2 separate regions of the Mus musculus genome follow, and region 1 is linked to region 2. Evidence: chromatin loops called from intact Hi-C (ENCODE). Cell type or tissue: heart. All regions are shown on one strand. Region 1 overlaps Rft1 (RFT1 homolog). Region 2 holds the start of Dcp1a (decapping mRNA 1A).

Region 1 (5,000 bases), 190 kb after region 2:
GCTGTCCTGGAACTGACTTTATAGACCAGGCTGGCCTTAAACTCAGAGATCTGCCTGCCTCTGCCCCACCACGCCCTGCTGGCGCTGTGTGTTTCTGATGTTACAGTTTCTACCCATGGTAGCGTCATAGTTCAACGAGGGAAAATGACTGAATGCATTTGTTTCCTTGCCATGAGACTTTTCCAAGCTCCACAGGACAATCATGGCCAAATGTGTACCAGGCAGTGACACTCATAGCAGCATGTGAGCCCTACCCAGGGCACTGAGAGTCCCCTTGTCAATCCTGCCTCCAAAGTCTTCCTTAAACTGCCCATAAAACTTGCCTTAGAGTAAATAAGGAATGCTCATTCCTGACAATAAACGAGACAAGCCACTCAGTTAGAAACCGGCAAAGAATTTGAACAGACATTTCCCCAAAGAATGTATAAAGCAAATGGACAAAAAGCACATAAAAAAAAATTTCAGGGTCAATAATATTAGGGAAATGCAAATCAAAAACCATAGTGAAGGCCTGGCCTGGCCTTTAAACCAAGCACTTGGGAGGCAGAAGCAGGTGGGATTATAGGAGTTTAAGGCTAACCTGGTCACCTTGTGAGGTCTACACAGAGAAAATCTGACTAACAACAAATAAACAAAATGAAAACCATAGTGAGGTATTTCTTCATACTTACTAGGGTGGGTATAGAATAACAGCTGTAGGTAAGGTTATGAAAATTTGAAGCTAGTACATTTCTGGTCTACATATAAAATAACGGCAGCTTCTGTGAAGTGCAGTATAGTGGTCCCTTTAAAAATTAAACAGATATGCGTGTGCCAGCATCCCACTCTTAAGTATATATACCAAAGAGAACATTCATAACACTCACTAGTCACAGTGGCCAAAAGGTTGACACTCTCAAATGCCCTTTAGCTGATGATTGGGTAAACAGAATTTGGTATATTCATCGAATGGAGTATTATTCAGTTCTAAGAACTGCCATGTATAGTGACAAACATGTCATCGCAGCATCTGGAGGCAGAGGCAGGAGGGCTAGGGCAAGGTTGGGGTCTGCTTGGTCTACAGAGTTCCGGAACAGTCAGAGGTCCACGATTGGAACAGAACATACTAAAGGAAAGAACTAGTCAGGCACAAGAAGCCACACATTGTATGATTCCACGAGTGTATAGTGTCTAGGACGGCAGGACCACAGACAGACGGCAGGACCACAGACAGCACAGTAGTGGTTGCTAAGTGCTGGGGGAATGAGTTGTGATTGCTTAAAGGGTGCAGTTTCCTTTTGGGGTAATGAGAATGTTAAGGAATTAGGTAGTGGTGACATGTCAATGGTTTGACAACAATGTAAGTGTACTACAAGCCGCTGAGTCCTCTGGTTATAATGGTAACAGTTGTTATGTGACTCTCCTGATGGAAGTAAAGGAGGATCCTGTGGTTGTGGCTCCCTGCCTTCAGAACTCAGCTCCGCAGGAAGGTGAGGAGAGGTGGAGAAGCACACCTATCACAAGGACGGGGGAGGGAGTGGCTCCCACAAGGATGGGGGAGTGAGTGGGACGGGGGAGTAAGCAGCTCCCACTTCCACTGCTTGCTTAAGGCCTTGAGGCCTGAGTGAAGACGGCTGATGACTGAGATTAGAGCATATAGGACACTAAGCTGCCTACCGAAGACGACCCCTTTCCCTGCCATGTGCCTTTTGACAGGAGTTCCCTTGTATAGACAAGTAGAAAGAGGGGCTTGGGCTGGACAATGTGGTGTTCACCCCCAACCACAGCACTCGGGAGGCAGAGGCAGGTGGATCTCTGTGAGTCCGAGGCCAGCCTGGTCTACAGAGTGAGTTCCAGGAGAGCCAGGGCTACACAGAGAAACCCTGTCTTGAAAAATCAAAAGAAAAGAAAAAAAGGGATTTGGAGGTCCCAGTCCTGGAGCTAAGGTGCACTGTCATTCTCAGAAGGGGGCTGGTGGCAAGGGGCCATTTGGGTACTCATTTCTAGCCTTCAAACAAAAGCTAGCTGGCTACTTCTGACCAAAGGCGATTCTTTTGTCCCAGTTGGGTGGAGGGTGAGGTAGACCTTCTCATGACCCCACCTTTTCCTCTTGGAGCTGGAAGTAGCTGTCACCCTGCCAATGCCCTGGGTGGGGAGGAGAGAGAGCCAGTAGCTCAATTCTGCTTTGTAATCATAAATGGCACAAGTTCCATGGTTTATGGAAAACCCAGTCCTAAATGTTGGCAAATCCCGGCTGTCAGCAGGCAGGACACCTGGAGTCAGTTTGCTGGGTGGGTATCTGACATCTGAGCCGTTTGAGCTCCTGGCTGTCTACCTTGGAAGTTGTGTTCTCCAGGCAAGTCCAGTGTTAGAGCCTATGCACAGGAGCCACGGTGGCACTGGCTCTGAGTGGTGGGCTGTGCTTTGGAGGGTGCAGTTAATTAGGACACTTTTATGCCTTGATTGACCTTGGAGTAATATTGATAGTTCTGTTGTGATTATGCCCCTCTCAGAACAGTTCAATTCCAACCCTCGGCTTTCTTGTTTCAGCTTCTCTACACGACTGTTCTGGTGCTCTGCTATGCCATCTATTTAATACAATTACTGCGTTCCCCAGAATCAGCCAAGCAACTAACTCTTCCTGTCTCCAGAGTAACACAACTGTTGCCCAGTATTTCAAGAAGCAGAGTGAGTAATGCATTTTGTTCACAGATGATGGTTTTCCTCGAGATAGAGAAACTGCAGCTGGCTTATTTTATAATAGGAAAGATAAATTTACAGATTGTATTTATTGAGTGCTTGCCACATACTAGGTCAGGATTTCCAAATCTTAGCACTGGTGATTTTTGCATAGGGCATGCTTGGTTATAGGGACTGTTATGCACCTTGGGGTGTTTAGCATTCCTGGCTCATGATGCCAGTAGGTCTTCCCGCACCAGCCCAGCACTTACAGCACCTCCAGACACTGCCACATCTCCTCAGAGGCTCACCTCTCCCAGTAGAGAAAAACTGCCGGGCTCTGTAATCCTTCACGTGCGTCATCCAGTGCTTCCATCTCTGAAGGCTAACATTTTCACTCTTCCTGCATTAGGGTTAAAGAGCTAAGGCTGAGTTAAGGCTGTACCTGTCCAGGGTGAGGATAGAGCGCAATTAGCAGTCCGCAGGGGATCCAGTGCCCATGTTCCACTCCTGTGTCTTCTCCTCCAACCGTTTTCTTGGATTGACCTCTGGCAGAGACAGTCCAGGATTCTGAGAATGCAGGGATAACCCCCAGTGGTTGTTGTCTCATTTTGGACCTTTTTGAGACAAAGTCTTGCTATTTATCCCATACTGGTCTCAAGCTTGCAATTCTGCCTCAGCCTCCTGAGTGCTGGTATGAAAGATAAGAAAGATAATGTCTGGCTTTGTTTTGTTTTGTTTTGATCTTGGAGTGGGGCAGCATTTCACATGACTACTTTCCCATCAGACCAAAGGAGAAAGCTGGATGCTGGCATGCAGGAGTGAAGCCTCATCATGTTCGACCCCTTTTCCCTCTCTGGCGGTTTGTCTTGCATTTCCCACTCTGATGGGGTCAGTGCTATTGCCAGCCTGGAACCAGAGCCTCTCAGGGGACAGGACACCACGTAGCTGCTTCATGCTGGGCTCCTGTCTTTTTCTCAGCACCTGTTTGCTGGTTTGTTGTTTGTTTCTTTGTAGTAGAAGGGTATCTGCTTCACTTCTCTTTTGTGATTACTTGAGAAGGTAGCAGATCTGTGGGAACAGAGGCTCTGAATTCATGGAGTCCTGTTACACAATGGTAAGGAAGGCCCAGGTATTAGATGTCAGAGCCTGCTGTGTTCTCACTTGTTAGCAAGGAGTGCTCCGTTCTCATCAGCTGGCTCTTAGCAGACCTTAACCCAGGACAGTTTTGGCCACCACTATGTCTCATTTGTGGGTGTAAATGGCTAGGATTCCAAATTAGAGGAGTCTCTCCCACACTAGGGTCTCCCAGTGCCCACTGTGACCTGACCAGCTTTTCATATTGACCAGCCTCTCTGTTCTCCAGCATGTTTTGGAAAGGAGTGTTTGTTGAGTTGTTAATAGTTTCTTTACATGCCCAGTAAGGGTGATAAGGACCTGTTCCTTATAAGGTTTTGAGGGCCTAATGAGATGGAGCCTGTATAGGCTTAACCGTGGCCTGGCACAAGTCGGTATCACCATCTGAAGCAAGGCTAACACCATTGGCAGTGGTGTGAGCACGTTACAGTTTAACTGAGAGTACCTGCACCTGTATCCTTGGGACAGCTGCCCCAATCCTGAAACGGCTGACTCCATGATTGGTGTGATTCAGGTTGCAGATAGCCAGGAAGGGACGTTTCTAGGCCTCAGAGAGTTTCCTCTTGATTTGGGAGGCAACAGGAGTAGAGCTGAAGCCTGCAGACTCTGGCTTTTTGTTTGTTTGGTTTTGTGTTTTTGCTTGTTTGTTCTTTTGCCTGGCCAAGTGCTACCTCTTGAGCTCAGACAGTCTTTTCTCATCGTCTGAGTTGGTTGGGACTGTAGACTGCAACTACAGACTCTATTTTTAAAGTGAAACCATTGGCTTCTATGGCTCATGTAACTCCTCTGAAGACGTCAGGAGCTCCGTGAAGCTGTTTGTATTTTGAAAAGAACCATGTAAGATGATCGTGATAGCACAGGCCTCTAAGCCCAGCTACTCTAGAAGCAGAGGCTGGTGGCTAAGAGTCCATGGAGTTCCTGGGCTGTCTGGGGAGCTCAGGACTGCCTGACAGCTTAGAAAGACTCTGCCCCAAGGTTAAAATCAGGAAAAAGTCTGAGGATATAGTAATGTCTGTAAGACCCTGCTCTCGTCTCCATTTTACAGATGCGAGAGCTGGTGCTCAGAGGAGTTAAGTGACTAAACCCCAAACCAGACAGCTTGTTTTGGATCCTCTTCCTTGTAATTGCTTTCTATGGACCATGTTAGGTCTGTGTGGTTAACCAGTCTTCCAAAAGAGTTGGGCTTATTGACCATGCTAGTTTTT
Region 2 (5,000 bases):
TGTAAATAACCTATGGAATTAGCATACAGAGGGAAATTGAAGGTAAAGAAAGTAATGGGCTCCTACCCTCTACCACTGGGTAAAAGGTAGCCTGGATGTGAAGCAAAAGATCCCAGAGACTCTAATACCAGAATACGACTGACTAGTGTGGAACTGTGAGCCACTCACCTCTTCCCCTCCGGGCTGAATTAAAGCATCAGTTAAATGCTAGGTTCCCACCTCACCACCGAGTCACGATGCAAATCTCAGCCCTTGCTTTACTTTCCCGAGGAACACCTACTCATCCAAAGCACCAGTTCAGACCTCAGCAACTCCTTGAAGCCTGCCTACCCGAAGCCAACCTCAGAAGTCGGCTCGAGACACCCCAAGGCCATCATGTTCTTAGCACAGAGATGAATGTGCCCCAGAGGGACAGAGAGCATGGATAATGAACAAAGACAGGAGAGAGGGGAAGAGGACGAAGGGGAAGGAAACAAAGAGGAGGGGAGGAAGGGAATGAGAGATATTTGGGGAGGAGGGAATAAAGGACTGCCTCTGGATGTCGAGGCAGAAGTGGCCCACAGGCAAACGGCAGTTAATAAAGGTAAAAGGGGAAACCCCACAGTAGGATGTGTTTAATTTTAATTGGGCACATTAATTAGGTGAACTAAAGGGGGCTTTTGATTGCTGGACTTCAATACTTTTATAGCTGGACTTTGGTAGTCGGCCTCAGGAGAAAGAAGTGGCTAAATTAGGGACTAGACCTTGGTGGCTAGTGTTAGGAATAAAATCTAACAGTTTTTAGCAAGGCAGAGGGAAAAGGGGAGAAGAGCAAGGTCTGCCAGAACCTTGCCTGCCATGCTGGAACTGGTAGTGAGGTTCCTTCACTACCTTTCCTGGCTCAGATGGCAATAAGGACGCCACCCTCTGGAATTCAAAGAGAGACATCTATCATGGGGCTGTTTGCTTGCGTTTAGTTTCTCCTAGAGCCAAAAGAGTTGGAAGCTCGGAGCTGGCAACCACTCAATAAGATCAGTGAGTGTGTACAGAAGTGAAGGGTGAATAACCGATAGGCGGCTGTTCCAGCTTTTGTAGTTGCTTCACACGCGGTTCTGTCAAGAATGTAAAGTTTGCCCTTCCATTAGTATGTAAAACCACAAGCAACACAAATATGTGGGGGTACTTTGAGAAAATGTAAAGTTTATCCTTTCAAAAATGTTCATTTGTGCTGAGATGTCTTCAATAAAGAGAAACGATGGTTTTTAAAGCAACTCAATGAAAACAGCCTGAGCACTTTGCTTTACCTCTTAGTACTTCCTGATCCCTTAAAATGCCCAATAAATGTTTTCTTTTTAAAAGAGATCTACTTACTATTTTAAATAATAGACGTCTCTATAGAACAATAGAAATATTTATCTGGGACCCAGATGAGGAAAAAGACGAGCAAAAGAGGGTAGGCCAAGTCTATTGTAGTTCCAGGCAGGCTAGTTTGGCTGCTTTGAAACATTTCTTTCAAAAGTTACCAAACTGTTAAGAGTGAAGGTGCACTCTGAGGTCAGAAGTGACGGACAGCTCCCCTTCCTCATTTGGACTGAGTTTTCTTTTTTCTTTTTTTAAAGATTTATTTATTTTATGTATATGAGTACACTGTAGCTGTACAGATGGTTGTGAGCCACCATGTGGTTGCTGGGATTTGAACTCAGGACCTTTCGGAAGAGCAGTCAGTGCTCTTAAACGCTGAGCCATCTCTCCAGCCAGGTCTGAGTTTTCTAAATGGTACGTGGAGACCTCATGTCCTCAGCAGCAAGCATTTCGATTCTGCGCCGGAACCCGAGTTAGGGACTGCGCTGGGGTGCAGCCTCCCCGGCAGGAGTCAGGTTCATTCAGGGAACCGGTTCACACCCCGCCAGGTGAGAGAGGTCTCCGGACTATCAGCTCACGGCTCCACCGCGCAGGCGCGGGGGCCTGTCTCTTCCGGCAGACGCGGCCCGAAGAAAATCGGAACCAGGGCTCCTGGCGCACAGGAGCAGCGGATGAGATTAGCTGAAGTACCACGCTCGGCAAGGCTGGGCCGGTAGGCGGAAGTGGAGGGCTGACTGAGCTGGGGGAACTTTGCCTGGATGGCACTTTCCTGTTCCACAGTCCGCCCCCGCCGGAGGGGCTCGGCTCTGAGATCCAAGATGGAGTTGTTGAGTCGAGCTGAGCAAGAGATGAGTCTGGCGGCCTTGAAACAACACGACCCCTATATCACCAGCATCGCAGACCTCACGGGCCAGGTCGCCCTGTACACTTTCTGCCCCAAAGCCAACCAGTGGGTGAGTGAGGCCCGGCCGGGGACAAGGCCAGCCTGGCCGCTGCCGCCTCTTAAAGGGACCGCGCAGACAGCTGAGGATTGGGGGTGGGGGAGAGAAGCAGGAGCCCAGGACCGCAAAGGCGAGGCCGGGACCTCTCCCAAAACCGGGTCCGGAGCCAAAGAGGTGACCGGGGCACGCGGAATTGAAAGAATGTAGCGGAAGGAGTAGACCAGAGACAGAGCAGGGAAATCGGATGGAGGAGAGAAACGAGGCAGGATCAGTCTTTTTGGGTCGGTTCTCGGGGCTTGAGGTTGCATTGGTAAAATATGAGACAAGTTAATTTTAACAAGTGAGTGAAAGCCTGTGTTTGAAGACTTTGAGGACTCTTAGATACATGTACTTGATGGAAGAGTCCGCTCCTCTTTCCCTGCCGACCTAAATGTGATGGTTTGGATTTGAAGCTTTAAAAATCAGCTTCAGGAGTTAGACCAGCTTTAGTCGAACTACTCTGTATCTCTGGAATTTGAGGAAAATTTTCAAGGCTACTTCAGTAAGAACTGGATTCCTTGGAGACGTTTGCAAGAAAAAGAGACCAGTGCTAGGACCTTTGATGGCTCCCTTCTTTTGGGATTGTGTGAGTGGCATAGAGTTGCAGAAGTTACTTTGTCTACTCGCAGATTCTAGTTAACCTCAACTCGAAGCACCTGTGTACACGGCCCCTTTTCTTGTGCTCCGTTTTTCCTCATTCACTCATTGGGCTATACAGAGGTTCGGTTTTAGAACATTAAAGCTCAACACCTGCGCTGAAAACCCGAGTTAACGCTGTTGCAGCAAAAGAAAGAATACTAATGTTCGATTTTCTTGTTTATTTCTTGTAGTACAGGAACTCAAACCCAAGACCCCCTGATAGCAGGCAGGCACTGTTCCTCTACCACTGGGCTATATACCCACCCCGAGTTACAATTTCTTAGTCACATTTTCAGTTGTTTATTTTAAAACCCTACCAAATTTGCCTAAGGCAGAGAATGGTTTCTATCCATGATTCTTAACAAAGTTCTGAAAATAATAAATTGTGTTTGGTAACCGCAAAATGTGTAACTTGTGAAAATATTCCTAAATCCTCCAGAAATGAAACAAAGGATCTTATAAGAAAATTTCCCAAGGGTAGGGATTTAGCTCAATGGTGCACAGCTGTGCATCATGAGCCCCAGGCTCTGAGTTCAACCCTGGTATCAGGGTTGAAGAAAGTTCTATTCTTTTTCTATAAACTTCCATAGACTGCTTAAGTTTGTTTTGTTTTTTTATTTTGGTTTGGTTTTTCTTTTTTTAAGTTGCAGTACACAATACCTTGACTGTAAATATTAAGATACCTAATTGAAAGGTTTTTGTGTTTACAAAGATAAAACTGGGGCTGGAGAAGTGGCTCAGTAGTAGCTACGAGCATTTGCTGCTCTTCCTGAGGACCTGGCTCAGTTTTCCAGCATCCCCATGCTGGTTTATATCCATCTGTAACTCTAGTCCAAAGAGATCCAATGCCCTCTGCTGTCCTCTGTAAGCTCCACACACACATATGTTACAAAGACATATGTATGCTGACAAAACATTCCTGCACCTTTTTTAATTGAAAAAAAAAACTTAATACATAAAAATAATAAGTAAAGCTAAGTGTGTGTGTGTGTGTGTGTGTGTGTGTGTATGTATGTATGTGTGTGTTTTCCTTTAGCTGTTCCTTACTGGTGGAAATAGACATAGGCTACAGATGAAGACATATTGTTGGATTAGACATTGCATACACTTATATAAACACAGGGTTGAATGGGTACACAATTTGTTTAGAGTTTTAAAAAGTGGCATGGGTTGGGGATTTAGCTCAGTGGTAGAGCGCTTGCCTAGCAAGCCCAAGGCCCTGGGTTCGGTCCTCAGCTCCGGAAAAAGGAAAATAAATAAATAAATAAATAAAAAGTGGCTTGCTTTACCTGCTCAAAAGTGATTAATTTGGAGACTAAAGAGACAGCTCAGCGGATGAAGTGCTTGCCTCCCAAGCATGAGAGCCTGAGGCATTCACATAGAAAGCTGGGCATAGTGCTTGCACTTACAATCCCACACTGGGATATGGAGCCACTTAGGATCCAACACTGGAGCCCGCTGACCAGCAAGTGTAGCTTAATTGTCCATCTTCTGGCCAGTGAGACCCCCGACTGGAAGGAATGACACCTGAGAGTGACCACTAACCTCTACACAGTTATACACGAGCGCCGGCATGCATTCCCGAGAGCACATACACAGCTGATTCCACCGTAAATAAGACAAGTTGGCCTGAAAGTGTGTCTGCTTCAGCTGAGACCATTTGGCATTGGATTATTTGTGGAAAACTAACAGAGTTATTGTCTGTTACAGGAGAAGACTGATATAGAAGGGACGTTATTTGTATACCGAAGGTAAGTTTCTTAAGGGTGTTTCTATTTCACTTCAATGGTGATGATCATTGTCGTGTAGCATGGTCAGTTTCTATTGTGTACCTGTGTTTGGAACCTTCCTGTCTTTCTCCAGTTTTCCTTCATCCAAGCAGTGCAATCCTACAATAGCTGCTTCTCCTCTCCAAGCCTGGGAAAAGTGGCTCAGAATTTTTAAATTAATGCATCCCAAAGAGATGCCTGCCTAACGACTATCCCATGTTAAAAAGAACACATGCATATAAATGTCTATGAAAACAGTATAATACAGTGG

What was found. Hi-C counts contacts between places; a loop is a spot of excess contacts. Peaks named below come from ENCODE experiments on the same cell type or tissue, not always from the same donor. Only the 100,000 strongest peaks of a DNase experiment are listed, where the experiment ranks them.
Region 1: it touches region 2 in a loop (2.0-fold over the local background); 1 of 42 quality-filtered maps calls a loop at or near these places.

The regions. Positions count from the first base shown.
Region 1 is chr14:30,664,150-30,669,149 of GRCm38, forward strand. It overlaps Rft1 (RFT1 homolog), which reads left to right. Exons shown (of 13, transcript NM_177815.3): 6 at 2,530-2,667. Among named protein-coding and RNA genes, the nearest start is that of Rft1, 12 kb to the left of the region's middle. In heart, no CTCF peak of the experiment used is centred here; a DNase peak (open chromatin) is centred at 2,112.
Region 2 is chr14:30,477,523-30,482,522 of GRCm38, forward strand. It overlaps Dcp1a (decapping mRNA 1A), which reads left to right and starts at 2,043. Exons shown (of 10, transcript NM_133761.3): 1 at 2,043-2,294; 2 at 4,671-4,711. The coding sequence starts at 2,100. It also overlaps a transcript of Cacna1d not described here. In heart, a CTCF peak has its summit at 2,084; a DNase peak (open chromatin) is centred at 2,039; H3K4me3 peaks cover 2,088 bases; H3K27ac peaks cover 1,521 bases.